Linked DNA regions of Mus musculus: region 2 is linked to region 1. A link is a contact called in ENCODE Hi-C data. All regions are on one chromosome and are shown on one strand. The core of a region is the stretch at or near the end of the contact, and the rest is flanking DNA. Distances in the headings are between cores, read along the strand shown. Region 1 holds the start of Tars (threonyl-tRNA synthetase). Region 2 holds the start of Golph3 (golgi phosphoprotein 3).

What was found. A loop is a pair of places that touch in the nucleus more often than their neighbours do.
Region 2: a map of left cerebral cortex shows a loop between it and region 1 (4-fold over the local background). The contact joins the promoter of Golph3 here to the promoter of Tars in region 1. A Hi-C loop is called at or near these places in 2 of 37 maps with a recorded cell type or tissue (T-helper 2 cell and left cerebral cortex).

What each region holds. Positions count from the first base shown.
Region 1 is chr15:11,398,340-11,400,931 of GRCm38, forward strand. It overlaps Tars (threonyl-tRNA synthetase), which reads right to left and starts at 1,319. Exons shown (of 19, transcript NM_033074.3): 1 at 1,147-1,319. The coding sequence starts at 1,200.
Region 2 is chr15:12,320,188-12,322,779 of GRCm38, forward strand. It overlaps Golph3 (golgi phosphoprotein 3), which reads left to right and starts at 1,309. Exons shown (of 4, transcript NM_025673.2): 1 at 1,309-1,769. The coding sequence starts at 1,545. Gm52210 (a long non-coding RNA gene) reads right to left here and starts at 391. Exons shown (of 2, transcript XR_003951630.1): 1 at 1-391.

The DNA of each region.
Region 1 (2,592 bases), core at 69-2,568:
CATAAGGAAATAGGAACAAAATCTATCCATGTATACCTGTCATTCATCGCCTTAAATCTGTAGCTTAAAGCGCATACACAAGCATTTTAGTGATTTGCCCTATCAGGATGGAAACTCCTCTTGATGAAGACCCTAGCAACCGTCAGCAATGGTTACCTAGACAATCTGTCATATGGCCTCACCCCTTTCCAATGTTCCTTAAACCCCCATGCCATGTCACTTTTTGACAATACAATACATACATAGCACCTCCCTACAAAACTCCTGCACGTAGAGAATACTGATAGCCTCAATCGCTGCACTTCCCTCCCGTCTCTCCCTGTACAGCCGGGGCACAATTCATCCCCTGAACCTGGACAGCCCTGCCCTGCCTGATTTACCTGACCTCATTTTTCCAAACCCAATAAAACAGTCTGACTGTGCTTCTCTATAACTCAACCAAGCTAATCAGAGAAGTACGATTTTCCAGTCCTGCACATTTGGGGAGCCCCCAAAGTCAGGAATCGATCTTAACTTGTGTAGCCACCTGGACTGCCTGACTAAGTGCCAGGGCAAATAAATACACAGGGGACACAGGCACAGTTGGCTGTAAAAGAGGGGTGGGGCAGAAAACACGCCAGTGTACAAATGCTGTTCCTAACCAGTGGGTGACAGCCCAAAGCAAAGTTTAAAGGGGATGTGTGTGAAGTTATTTAGGTCGCTTCCAGCACCTGGCAGACAGAGGCTTTAATTTCAAAACAGTCTGTCAATGGGGGCATCCAGCCTTATTTAGCACCCAATCTTGGGCAAACTGGATCTGATCGCGGGGACTGGCTTTTCCTTCCTAACTAGAGCTTTTTGCTCCACGCAGTTTAGGATTTTAAAAAGTTCTTCAAATGTTCTTCCCGCTTATTTTAGTGAAAAAATACAAGCGCGGGAGTCTAAGCCCCAAATGCTTACTATCTGAGCAAACCACTCAGTCTCAATTCACAGATCTCTAGGATGAAGATGCCCCCCCACCCCCCAGACCCTGCCAGCAAGAGTTCCTAACTTATTACCCAGGGCCCCCAATACCGACTGCTCCCTGCTACTTTCCACTCCTGCCCCGCCGGGCAGTGCCGGCTCCCAGAACACATCCGCTCTCTGCACCCCACGGCGCCTGCTCACCGGCTTCTCGCCGTCCATCTTCCCCGAAGGGCTGCTAGCCTTCTCCTGCGACATGGAAGGACCACAGAGAGACAAAACCCGTGAGCTGCACCGCAGAGAAGACCCCAAGCCGGCGGTGTAGACCTACAATTCCGCACTGCGCGTGCGCCACGTGGCCACAGGCGGAACCAGCTAACCAGCTGATGCAACGGGACTCCTGGCCCCGCCCTACCTGGACACGAGGCCAATGGGCTACGCGGAGAGGCGGGTCCTCCCTTTCCTTGGCCAATAGAATAGCCGAGAATGACGAACCCTTCAAGAAATCCCATTAGTTCCAGACTGTGTAGTGAGGCGCGCAAGCGCACTCTTCCCCTTCTGACTGTAGCTTGCATGGCCTTAGCGGCCACCGTAGTGAACTTGAGCTGCTTGGACTGAGTTTCCCGGAATTGCTGGATATGGTCTCTGGCGCTCTGGTTTATCTCAGATGCGCTCTACCTGGAACGTTGGCTGATAATCTGAAGCGATGACTCAGCCTTCCTCATGAGAATAGGACCGATTTGCTGTTTGAGGGACAAGCGCCATTGATCAAAGCTTTCTCAGTGTCTCACGGAGTTTTCCCATAGACGGCACAGAGATAAAATTAACTTTTTACTTGAAGGAATAAACTCCACACAAAAGTCATTGATATCACGGGAGCTCGAGATTAGATTTTTACTACTTAAGCAAAATGCTTAGCAGAAAGTTCTAGTTGGCCTGCTTATCCTAATAGCAGCTGCCAGTTTTTGGGTTGTTCTGTGTTTTTTCTTTGCTTCACTGTGCAGCCAGGGATAGCCTCGAACTTGCAATTTAGATCTGGCTAATCTGGGAGCCTTCTGCAATAGCCACCCAAATTAGAGGATTACAGGCGTTTGCAACCATGTCCACCCAATGTCCACACCACCACCAACCTACACACACACACACACACCAGCCGAGTAGAATTGAGACAGGGTCTCACTGTATGTATAGCCCGGCTGTCCTGGAACTCGCTGAGATCCACTTGAATGTGACAAATGCCTCCTGGGTGACTCTTCAAGGAGCAGGTTCCCATTTCCAAGGAACATATTGTCCAGGGAAACAATACATTTCACAACGGCCTCAAAAAACATGAACTATCTTGGAGTAACTCAAACAAGACAAGTGAAAGATTGTACAAGAAAAACTTTAAGACAATGAAGAAAGAAATTGAGAAAATTTCAGAAAACATAAAAATCCCCCCATGTTCATAGATAAATACAGTAAAAATGGCCATTCTACCATTCTACCACAGGCAATCTACAAAGTCAAAGCAATTGCCACCAAACTTCCAACACAATTCTTTACAGAACGTAGAATGTTAAGTTTTAGATACACACACACACACACACACACACACACACACCACAAAATCACGATGGCTAAAACAATCCTGAAAAAAAATGTTGAAGG
Region 2 (2,592 bases), core at 59-2,558, 920 kb after region 1:
GAAGCCTCCAGGAATCTGCCTCTGCCTCCCAGATGCCAGTTTCTAATTTGTCCTCAAGTACTGTGCCCACTGACTACCTCCCCAACGAAGCTTCACATCTTACCCCATTTAAAAAAAAAAAAAAATCTCCGCAGGGACAGGAGCAACTAGCCGAACAGGCAGAGCCTGTACGCACAGCTTTGTGCTTTTTGGATTTAACCTTCTGAGTTAAATAACCATTTAATTTACAAAGGACATTTAAAGTCAGTTGGCAAAGAATGACCAGAAAGGTGAAGGAACAAAAAGGTGACGTGAATGGGAGAAACTGGCTGAGGACACATTTTTTTTTTTTTTTTTTTTTCAGGAAAAAGGGAAGGTAGCTTGGGGCTGTGGGTGGGAGGACCTACTGGGACTTACTGTCCCCGTAGGAGTTGAGACAACGTATTTGGGCGCGGGGAATATTCTGTCTAAACCTGGCTTACTCACTGCGTATGGTTACTGTTTATTTTAAATAATACTGGACAGACCTACGATACCGTTTTTGGATAATGTTTTCTCATAAGACCCGCCCTTCTACTTCTCCAAACCCTTCTCAGGTTTGGCAGTTTTTCCTTTAACTTGATTTGCACAAACTGCCAAAGGGATTGAACCTAGTAATTACATCGAAAATAGATTTAGGGCTACAAAGACGTGGCATGAAACTCAAGAGGTTTACTGTCGCTATAAAAGAATCCTAAGGTCGGCTGTCCTAACAGTACAGTGCGCCCTGACCACTTTACAGCCGCAGTCGGAGGTAGGAAAGTTTTACAAACACAATTCGTCAATTTGTTTAACCTCTCTACGCCAGAGCACAGTACATGAACAGCTTTAAACGCCCGAGTGTAGATGACTCCTTTTGAAACTCGGGAGTTTCACAGGCGAAGAGCCAAGTCCTCCCCGTAGGTAGTGAGGACCCGGGCTATAGTGGCTGATCCCCAGGGATGCTGAGGTCTCAGTGGGGTCCGCCCTAGCCTGGCCTCGGCTTCTGGGATCCAGGAGAGATCTCACTGGTCGCTGGCGCCAGGCCGGACCTTTAGAGTGAACTGAGAGGCGGATGAAAGCCGGGCAGGTCACCGATCGCAAACCTTTCGTCTCCAGACTCAGGGCCACTAGCGAGTCCAGAAGCTCAAGTGTCCGCCGAAGTGGGAGGCGGCTAGCCACGCCCCCCGCTCGCGCCGCTTCCGGCACCCCGGCCCCGCCCCGCGCCGGCGCTGCCACATCCTCCGGTGACGTCAGCGCGCGCCGCCATATTGGGAAGCGCCACCGCCGCCGCCGCCTCCGCTCGGGCTCCTGGGCTGTGTGGGGGGCCACAGCCGCGGGCTGAAGGCTCCCTTGTGTACCCCATCGACGCCCGGCCCGCCGGCTTCGCCCAGCTCCGGCTCCTCATGACCGCCTTCGGCCCCGCAGCCCACGGACATCGCCCCAGCTCCAAGAATTAACACGGAAGCTCCCGGGGCCGGGGCCGTGAGGGAGAGCCGGCCGGTCCCGCGTCCCTGTCGGTCCGGCGCGGCTCTTGTGCGGGAGCCATGACCTCGCTGACCCAGCGGAGCTCGGGCCTGGTGCAGCGGCGCACCGAGGCCTCCCGGAACGCTGCCGACAAGGAGCGGGCGGCGGGAGGCGGCGGCGGCAGCGGCGAGGACGAGGCGCAGAGCCGCCGCGACGAGCAGGACGACGACGACAAGGGCGACTCCAAGGAAACGCGGCTGACCCTGATGGAGGAGGTGCTCCTGCTGGGCCTCAAGGACCGAGAGGTGCGGGCGCCGCGGCCCCGGCCGGGGTGGCAGCCGGGGTGGCAGCGGGACCCGGGTGGCTCCAGGTGGGGCCCGGGTGGGCGCTGGCCGAGGCCTCACCTGTCCCTGCTTCCGGAGCCCCGCGCCCCTGAGCGCCCTCTCGTCCCAAGGAGTGTGGGAGTCAGCCCTCTCCGGCTGCGCTCCGAGTGCTCCCGATCCTCCCGGTACCAAGTGCTCGCTTGGGTTTTCCCGTCCTCTGCTCACAAGCACTCTTAGTTCCGAAGTCTTGGCGATCTTTGCGTTTCTTCTTCTTCGCCGTCTGCCGCAAATAATGGCAACTCCAACCCAAGACTGTTGAGATCTAAAGACTCGGGGCTACCGCGGCTCCCAAGTATTGAGTTTTTGCAGGTTTTAAGACCCGGGAGAGGTTCGCGGATCTACTTGCTGTCGGCCCTCTTTCTTATGTAAAACTTGAGTTGCGGCGCGCGGTTAAGAAATTAGCAAAGTTGTTTTTACTGGGTATTGTTTTAAAAAGTCAATACTAAGTTGATATAAAACCTAGGAAGTTACTTTTTGGATGAACTTGGTTTGAGCGAGCGATGAGTTAGTTTTGCGGTTAGATCTGCTGTCGTCCTTTCCGTTTTGCCATTTTAAGGGAGGGCTTGTGAAGAGCTGGGAGGAATACCAAGTTTGCGCTTTGATGAAAGACTGCAAAGATTTAGGTAGGCTTAAGTTGTGTTCTGACGTTTGGAAAGGTCACCCCAGATATTTAGGAATTTCACACATATAAGTTGAAAAAGTGCAAGTGTCCGTCTTTTAAATGTCTGGATTCTGTAGTTAATGT